Regions from separate parts of the Homo sapiens genome. Here region 2 is linked to region 1. The links are chromatin loops, found by intact Hi-C in ENCODE. Cell type or tissue: CD4-positive, alpha-beta T cell. All regions are shown on one strand.

Region 1 (5,000 bases):
ATTCAAATAGAATTTGGGAACAAGCAGAGGGCTGCTATTGGAAGATGATCCGTTCTGTCTTGTTAGTCAGTGAAGACAGTACTGGCAGGGACCAAAGAGGAGAGGAGTTGGGAAATAGTTTTTTCCTTCTGATGTGAATGCCGCTATCCTTGAGGCACCCCACCCATTTACCCACATAAGGAAGTTCAATCAGAGTAAAATTCCCCATCAGCAAATGGCCACTACCTCCTTGGGAGAGGGAAAGAGATGACAGTTCTTATCAAATAATTTTTTTTTTTTTGAGACAGAGTCTCGCTCTGTTGGCCAGGCTAGAGTGCAGTTGCACAGTCTCTCTCACTGCAACCTCTGCCTCCTGGGCTCAAGCAATTCTCCTGCCTCAGCCTCCCAAGTAGCTGGGATTACAGGGGTGTGCCACCACCCCTGGCTAATTTTTGTATTTTTAGTAGAGACGGGGTTTCACCATGTTGGCCAGTCTGGTCTTGAACTCCTGACCTCAGGTAATCCACCCTCCTGGGCCTCCCAAAATGCTGGGATTACAGGCGTGAGCCACCGTGCCCGGCCAGATAAGTTTTTAAAAGACCTTCCACGTGGTCTATTGGAATTTTTTGTTGGAACCTGCGTCACGGACATTGAGGAGTGGGCAGCCAACAACGTGTCCCACTCGAATGGAGCAGGGAAGACCCTGTCCTGTGGACGGAGCGTTCTGTACAGCTCAGGGACTTGTGATCTCCCTTGAGACAGAAAACAGAAGATTATGTTTTTAGCAAAAAAGGGGCTTGAATGTGATTGAGATCCCTGTCTCTAAACCATCCCTCTCTATGAGCTCTGGTCTGCCATCCTAGAATCAGGTATTTGTCTTTCTCATTGTACAAACATACAAACAGAACCACCAACACCCCCTGCAGCTAGAATCCTGTCATTTCTAGCAGCCATTCCATGTCTCTGTTTTCAGTTGGGCTTCTGAGCCCACCCCTACACACGTCACCCAAACGCCGTGAAAAAGCCACCTCTGATCCCACAAGTGTGAAACCCAGTAGACTCTGGGGACTTCCTGACACTCTGGACATTGTTGAATTCTCCCTCTATCTTTAGAAGTATGTATTTCCTTGTCTCCTATGCATAACAAACCAAATTAACCAAATACTATTCCCTGGACTTTTCAAGAGAATTCTATGATCCTTCATCCAATATCCTTCATCCAATTATCTTCCTCCTACATAAAAAGGAACTTATGTACTGGTGTGTATGTGTGTGGTGGGGGACAGGGTGGCAGGTTCCTCACACTAGAGGGTAACTGAGGAAGGGAAGTGTGGCCCAGGAGATGCAGGAAGGGAATTTTAGGGGTTTGAGGACTGAGATGCCTAAGATGGCCTCTGGAATCAGAAGGAATCAGGAATTTGGGAACGGAAATCCTAGGGAGTGTTTGATGGGTTATAAATGCATCCTGTTGCTCTGGAAGGCTCGGATACGGCCTCTGAGTAGTTTCAAATGACTTTATATGATTAGATAATTCTCTAGAGCTTGTCATCTCTTTGAGACTGGGATTTGTGGGTCTCCCAGCCGGCAGGGACTGTGCAGGGCATTGCTTTCTCCCGGGCCTCCTGCTCTGCTCCTTCTTCCTCTGTGCACACTCTGGGGGTCTCTGAGTGGCTCCTGCCCACAATGTGCCCCCTCTGCTCACTCTCTCCTCTCCTTGGCTTAGCCCCACCTCCACGCTGGCTGCCCCTGAGTCTCCATCACTCACCCAGACAATGCCTCCGGGCTCCGGCTCTGGAGGCTCCTGGGCTCCATGCTGTCAGCCCCCACAGCAGCTGAGCCTCATGCCCCCTGCTTCAGCCAGGTCGGAAGTTGCGTCCTCCTGTGGTCCCTGCCTCTCACACTGCCCGCACCTGGTCGGTCATCACTGCTAATGACTCCACTCTCCTTCCCCACACGTCCTCCAGCTGCTGTTCTGCCAACATCTCCCGCTACTGCAGCCGCTTGGGTTTCCACACATCTTTGTTTTCCTTTGGTAAAACCCAAGTGTATGACTGTTGTCCTGGCAGAACCATCAGCAGTGCCCTTTCTCAGGAACAAGGGCGTCCTAATTTGGAAGATGAAGTAAACAGAGATCCTAAAAATAATCTCTAATAAGCCTCTCTTCTTCCAGACCCCTTTCCTTTAAATTACCCTTCCCCATGCCTCTCCTGTGCTCTGTTCAAGTGGCAGCTAAACCCCTGCTGAAATTGTTCTTGGCCTCCCATGATGGAAGATCTTAGCTTCTAACCCCCTTCACCTTAGGAACAGCCACGGCCTTCTCTCCTCCTCCAGACCCATCTTCCTTCTTCCCACTTCACGTTTGACCTGGAAATACCAGATCGCTGGTGAAATCCTGTGTATGACACACTTCATCAACATTTCCCCTCTGTCCAGAGCACTGGTTCCTGGCTTCCGCCTGGGCTAAGCCCTGTTCTTTACGGGCTTAGTTCAAGCATTATCCCTTCTAGAAGGCCTTCCTAGAACACCGGACGGGCCCCTCTTCTCTACCTCCAAAGCACCTGTGCCTGGTGCCCAGTCCGTAGACAATACCTCCTGGCCATTCCCATGTCCAGCTGTCTCTCGCCACCTCACACACACGCCCGGTGCTCTGAGCTCTATTCCACCACCAAGACCCTTCCTTGCCCCATCTTCCAGGAGGATGCTAGCCTGTACCTCGATTAGTACTTATTTCATTTAAAATAAATATTTTCCAATAATAACATGAGTGTGAACTACATATTTTTTCATTTAAGAAATCACAAAAGTAGAAAGAAGAAAACAAATCACCCATCAACCTACCTTGCAAAAACTGCCATTGGCTTCTCATGAGAGAAGAGTGATAAACCCCATTGAAACTCAGAGATCATAAGACGTCCAGGCCATTTACAGAAGGGAAAATGGCCTAACCCAGTTGCATAGCTATTAAGGGTATCGCTGGTTTATAAGATGGAATGATTGATATTTATGGGATCACCAATGAATGGCTAAACAACAATTATCAATCTGCTTTTGGGTGGCAGAGCCCGGGCGCTGCCCTTGTGTTGGGTGGATACTTAGAGAACTGAGCTGGGATAGAGGAACAGGGAATGGGAGGGCCCTCGCCCAGAGAACCTTGCAGACACACAGCACAGACTGGTGTGGAGCAGAGACTTGGAGGATGATGAGAAAGGGGGGACCCGCATCTCTCCGTAGGGGAGGTGTCTCTGACACTCACCAACTGGGTGGAGACCAGAGGAAAGCTGGATCTGGAAGGACCCAGAAGCAAAAAGCAAGGTGACTTCCTGGGTGCTCTTACCCCAGGGACTCACCACCTATGCAGTGGGCTCCACAAACTAGTTATCAAGTCTGATTTCTAAAAGACCCACTCTGCACACGCACGTGCTACACACCCACGGCATCTGTGGCCAAATCAGGATCTAGAGCCAGGGAGACAGAGGCATCATTCAAAACAGATGCATAGTTAACTGGCCACCAGGTCTGTGGAGAATCTGGGAATCCTCAACACTCCATGCACAAATGGTTTCCAGTTTCCAGAAATAAACACAACTAACCCAGGATGCTCCAAAGGCTTTAATAACCAGAACATGGCAGAGTCAAGGAAGCCAACGGGAGATGTTGAAGCACGGAGACTCGCAGGAGCAGGGCTCCACTCTTCAGATCCGAAGGCAAAAGCAAGGCCTGTGCAGCTGGAGCCTTGGGGAGGCCCACCTGGTGGGAGCTGGAGTCATGGGGGCATCCGCCCAACCAGCAGGAGATGATGAAAAAATAGCAAGACCTCGCTTCTCCCATCCCCAGTCCTCCTGTGGTGTTGATCGTTGGCTGAACCCAACTGGGTGGCCGTGGAAGCCTGGGGAAAGGGTCTTGGGGAAGGGGTCCTGGGGAAGGTGTTCTGTCGAGTAGAGTAGCCCTTAGGCTGTCAAATCAGGGAAAACATGGGAAACCTGGGGATAGCAGTGTTGCGGCAGAACAGGAATGGCCAGCAGAGAATACGTCTTCAGATGGGATTTGCTGAAATTTCCTCGCACTGCCATCGGCATAAGAAGCTGTCCTGCAGCATTACTCCAAGCCCATTGCCCAACTTTGAAAACCACAGCGACCACAGATTTCCACTCTGGTGTGTTTGTTTATTGCACAATCCATCTGCTCATTGACCAAATATCAATGATGTGCCAGGGACTGTGCTTGGAATGATGCGAGGCATGGAGGTTGAATTCACACGATCCCTGTTCCCAAGGTGTTCATAATCTAATGAGAAAGTAATAGCTCTGATATGGTTTCATGAAATAACCACTACAATCTGAACATTAGCCTGAAGGAACTGAAGGAAACAAGGAATCATTAATTCAGGAGAAAGTATTTTATATCAGCCTTCGAAGATGAATAGCAGAATCAGATTTTCATTTGTGTTTGGAGTGGGACAGTCTTCCCCGGAAAGTGAGAACTAAATACCATCCTTACCCACACACACACACACACACACACACACACACACACACACAGAGAGAGAGAGAGAGAGAGAGAGAGTTCAGGTGTTAACCCCAGTCCAGGTAAGAATTTAAGATTTCTGTAAACCTCCGTATTATCATCACCACCGTCCCCACCCCTCTGTTAAGGCAGCCCCAGCAGTGGGAGCAGCCTCAGAGTGCAGTGGGTCTGGCTGCTGTGTCTGTACCTGTGACCCTCCCTCACCACAGATGCCCACCGAGGAGGGAGGGGTACAGATGCGCTGCGGGGACCTCTGTATGCAGCATGTCCCTGTCAGTCCCCGGCTTGTTGACCCAGAAAGCTGGGGCCTCTGGCAGAGGAACAGCCCCTCTCTCAGGGCATGGTCAGGCATTGGGGCCTAGGGGAGACTTTCCTTGTTGTGGCTGAGCTTTGGGAATCCTCTTTGTTCCACACTTCAGATGTTTCTAATGAAAGCTTTCCACAAGGGACTCCTGACATCCCTCCACGACCATCCTCCTCCTTCAGCATCTGCCCCT
Region 2 (5,000 bases), 590 kb before region 1:
AATAATTTTTGAACATCTATGTCAAACAAAGGCCAAGTGGAGAGTTAAGACAATAGGATGGAATCAAATGAAGGTGGGAAACTGACAGGCTCCTCCAGGCGGTGTGCTCCAAACCATCTTAGATATTTAATATGAAGAATTGCTTAAAATTTTTCAAGCATAAGTTGAAGTATATTAATCAATAAAACAACTGAGATAATCCTATTCTACTTGAAGTCCTAATTGAAGATAACTTAAGCAAAATAATTGGTGCATAAACACTGATATTAATGATTTCTCCAATAATATTATGTGGCTATAACTAAGGTTGAGATATCAAAATCAGTGATTCCAGAAATTCCCAGAGAAACTCTACTCAGATATCCCATAGCCATAAAATCAATTACAAGGATGCCTGTTACAAACATAGAAGGGTTATAAATGTGGTTATGCCTTGTGCTTGTCAAAATATTTGAAAATTCCTCAAATTTTAAAATCGACAACAAAACAAATTCTGTTAAGGATAGTGCCTTGGATACTACCAATCAATATTAAATAATTCCAGTCATTTTGCTTGGATTTTTTTTCAGTGAAACTTGAATTATTATGACAAAAGGAATTTTAAAAATCTAAATTTAACAATTATCCATCAAATACCACTTCCTCCCTCCCAGACTAAACTACCACAAGAAAACATCAAGTACATTCTACTTTCTCAACAATAGTTTTATCAAGGTTGGAACACTGACATTTTCATAATGAGAGGTAAATAGAATAAGGCGCCATCTCCTAGGAGAACAGTGACGGAATTAAGAGCTCTCTGTATAAATGACAGCGTGCGCCAGGGCGCATGGTTGCTTCCAGTTTTCCTGCCACCATATTCATTAGGTTAAATATTCAACCATGTGGTTAAGACAAACATTTGAAGATACAGAATATCTCTAGCTACTGGTTGGGTTTGCATTTACACTGAAACCTTACGCTACCTCTGAATCACAGCTTCACGCTAACAGGACATTTTCACGTACATTTTTCAAAGGTGTGAAAACATGTTTGACCTGGCCAAAAAAAATTAGAAAAATGGTGAGAGGACAACCTGTTAGGCAATTTGCTAGGAATAAATAACACTTGTAATAATATATTGCTTTAAAAATTACAGAGTGCTTTTACCTACATAAATAGGCACTTAAGAATTCATGCTTACAGTAAATAAATAGTAATCTATGAAAAATGTAGTCTAAGGTAAAAACTCATAAATATCTCATCTTATTTGGGAGTCATTACCCAAAAGTAATTAAGGGAAAATAAAATTCAGTTTTTGTGTAATGAATATATTAAAAATTTATCTCAATGCAGACTACTGAATTAAGTATTTGAATTCTAAAACAAGTTTTCAGAATTAAATGATCATATTTCCATTTTCCATTTTCCGTAAGAAAAAATTCATCTTAAAACCTGGAGTAGGAGAAGCATGCTGTGCATTTCAGGGTACATCCCTGAGTGCAGCTCAGCCCAGGTTTAACCTCAGTTCCTTACTTATTCTTCCCTTGCTAGTGACAAGAGTTAACATCATGATTCGCATTAATACAAGACACAATAATATTAATTTCATAGTGTTAGAAATACTCAAGTATACAAAACTGTATGTATGCATTCTCTTTCTAATTATAAATTATTTCAAATGTCCAAACTAACATACATTACCTTTTAAACATACTAACTGTAAAGTGAAAGTATTTTTTTTTAATCATAGCTATCTTACGTCACTTACAAGGAAATTTGGTTTGCGGAAATATGACAGAGAAAAGAAATATGTATGTGTGCGAGTGAGGGTGTGTGCCTGTTTAAGAGAATAAAGGAGACTTAGATGACTGAAAACACCTAACATTCACAAATGAGGGAAATGGAGATCAACCTTAGGAGATTTGCCCAGCTCGTTACAAAATCTGGGTTAGGATGCCGTTCTTTGCCCCCCATGGTAACAGAGTTTTAGTCTAGATCGCCGGCATGCCTCACTACAATATGATAGTGTTAATCGTCAAATTAGCTCAATCAGCTGAGTTTTCTATGAGGAATGGACACTGGTTCCTTTGCGTCTACATTCACAGCCCTGGGAGGGAGTGGTCGCTGCCCTTGCAAGCTCAGCTTAGGGTAAATCACAAGCCAGCCATGTACACCTTAAAGCTGGGGATGAACGTCATCTGCCTGGGCCTCTGTTTTCTCATAAGTCACGTGCTGCTTGTAAAATGCATAATGTGATGACTATAACTTAACCTGTTTCAAAAATAGTACTTACCTCTCTGCTTGTCTCTTCTTTCCACTACATTAAGCTTCCTATTAAGGCCTTTTTTATTTATTTTTATTTTTAAAAATCATTGTAAAGTCAGTACAGGGCTTGTTCTCCATCTCACTCTTTTAAACCTAAATTATTGTGCCCTGAAGGCCGGCTCTGTACGCTGGTACACTGTGAGGGATGGATGTGAAGCTAAGGGGAGTCATGCTCTTACAAAAATCAAGCTGTTGGTGAAACTCAAACAAGAGAAGCTAAAAATTTATAATTAAGGTAACTCTTAAGGTATTACTTGTTCCTATAAAGCAGTTTGTAAATTACGAAAGATGATCCCATGCTCCCCACTCCGCACTGTGGATACGAATGTGCGCATTGCACACACGTGTGTGTGTATTATCCTCATCTCTGAACCGTGCAATACCTCGCTCATAGCGACCACCGAAGATTCCTACCAGCTGTCCCCATTGAGTGCGCACTGTGTGGTGGGTGTTTTAATCTCAGGAATCCTGCAGACTCCCCCGAAGTCCATTTCCAGTGAACCTGTGTGTTAGACCCACGGCCACCAGGTGGCGATGGCGGTCACCGGGAGGCCGGCGCGGAGGAACCAGCGCCCACAGACCCTTGCTCGGCGGAAGTCAAGGAGGTGCCCCCCAGCCCGTGGATCGAACTGCCGGATTTTCATTTTATAGTGCAACTCTTTTAAACATGATTCCATGTTAAAAATAATTGTGCTTGTAAGTCTTTTAAACTCGCTCTCCTTCAATCATATTGGCGAGGAAAACATTTTCTAATTTGCAGCCCAGGCTGGAGTGCAACGGCGCGGTCTCGGCTCACTGCAAACTCCACCTCCCGGGTCCGGGTTCAAGCAATTCTCCTGCCTCAGCCTCCCGAGTAGCTGGGATTACAGGTGTCCACCATCATGCCCAGCTAACTTTGTATTTTTAGTAGAGACGGGGTTTCACTATGTTGGCCAGGCTGGTCTTGGACTCCTGACATCGTGATCCGCCCGCCTAGGCCACCCAAGGTGCTGGGATTACAGGCATGAGCCACCGCCCTCAACCTCTTTCTTTGTTGCTTTTTGTTTTTTGAGATGGAGTTTGTTTCGCTCTGTCACCCAGGCTGGAGTGCAGTGGCGTGATCTTGGCTCACTGCAACCTCCGCCTTCCGGGTTCAAGCAATTCTCCCGCCTCAGCCTCCTGAGTAGCTGGGATTACAGGTGCGCACCACCATACCCAGCTAATTTTTGTATTTTTGGTAGAGACGGGGTTTCACCTTGTTGGTCAGGCTGGTTTCGAACTGCTGACCTCGTGATCCGCCCACCTCGGCCTCCCAAAGTGCTAGGATTACAGGTGTGAGCCACCGCGTTTTTTCAAGCTTTCAGGAATTCTCTATTATGAATGCAGTCTTCGTCCTCCCACTTTGCTACTGGAGCCCAGGAGGGGGCTGCGGTCGCCTGTGATCTCAGTCCCTTCTTGCTCTATCAATGATTGTTTCTGCCACATGAGACCACCCGGGAAGGAAAGGGTTGCTTGGCTGATGCCGGCCCCGATGGCAGGGAAGCACTGCTGCTCCCCGCACCCCTGACCAGGGAAGGTGAGGTCTTCCTACGCTCTTGTTAAACTGTGCGTCTGTCAGCAGGGCGGCACCGTCATCTGGCGATGATGTGCACGTGGACCTGATTATGGCACTGGTGAGATCCCACACTATCCAATGTGACTAGCAATGCCGTGCAGTCAACTGCCTGTATCTCCCACTCACTTTAAGAGTGTGGGCACCGGCTCCAGACTGTCTGGCTTGGAGTCTGAGTGCTACTTCTTCCTGTATGTGCCATCTTGGACGATGTATTTGACCTTTCTGTACCTCGGTTTACTCATCTGTCATGGGAACACTGCAGCCCCTCTCTCCTGGGGACTCTCATGGGGACTCTGCAGGTGGAATGCACTGATGGATACGAGGTGCTCAGAGCAGTGGCTGGAACACGGAAGCACCCAGGGCATCAGAGCCACCATCATCACAGAATGTCTGCCTGTGTCTGGCATTAGACTACACGAAGGGGTAGGAAAAAGCCCACCTTCCTCCCTGTAATGGCCGGCGTAGGCACATAACACATGTGTAACACGCTATCATATACAAAGTAATTCATGTACAGGGTCCAAGTTCTTAAAGAACTCAAGTCCTCCAAACAAAATAGACGATTTAAAGCTAACAGCCATTACTTGGACATTGTTGTATAGTCTTGGGCCATGGGCAAAATTTACCAATGTGTAAGAGTTTAAAGTTGTTCCTCTTCGCTTCTCTGTCACAGAGAACGCTGGGTTGGCCATACAACTTACTGTCCTTCCGCATCAGTGGAGGGTTCTGTCTCTGCCAGGCTGGTTCCTGGTGTTTTGTACAGAATTGTGGAACTGGGAGGGAGGATAGGAATGTGTGTGTGTGTGTGTGTGTGTGTGTGTGTGTGTGAGAGAGAGAGAGAGAGAGACCAATGAGTAGAAGACAGAACTGGATCCACACAGGGATTTCTATGGGGAGGCGCAGACAGGGACAGTAGGAGAGAGAGCTTGGGGGCAGTCACACAGGGTGAGGGAATGAATGCAAACTGAGAGAAGCCAGGAGATTGAGGGGTTTTCAGGGCACGCTGGCTCGCCTGACCTTGTGTTTCCTCCCCAACATTCTGGCACAGTGGGGGATCATCTGACCCATTTCTTTGGGCACAGCATCACTGCCGGATGAA

The links. Hi-C counts contacts between places; a loop is a spot of excess contacts. Peaks named below come from ENCODE experiments on the same cell type or tissue, not always from the same donor. Only the 100,000 strongest peaks of a DNase experiment are listed, where the experiment ranks them.
Region 2: a loop joins it to region 1, with 9 times the contacts of the local background. A loop is called at or near these places in 4 of 110 quality-filtered maps.

What each region holds. Positions count from the first base shown.
Region 1 is chr2:2,710,485-2,715,484 of GRCh38, forward strand. The region is part of intron 3 of LOC105373390 (a long non-coding RNA gene); the gene reads right to left. Among named protein-coding and RNA genes, the nearest start is that of MYT1L, 380 kb to the left of the region's middle. In CD4-positive, alpha-beta T cell, no CTCF peak of the experiment used is centred here; no DNase peak of the experiment used is centred here; H3K27me3 peaks cover 356 bases.
Region 2 is chr2:2,118,145-2,123,144 of GRCh38, forward strand. All of the region lies in intron 3 of MYT1L (myelin transcription factor 1 like), which reads right to left. Among named protein-coding and RNA genes, the nearest start is that of MYT1L-AS1, 200 kb to the right of the region's middle. RefSeq lists a silencer at 2,765-2,854. In CD4-positive, alpha-beta T cell, a CTCF peak has its summit at 2,821 (motif pointing right); a DNase peak (open chromatin) is centred at 2,847.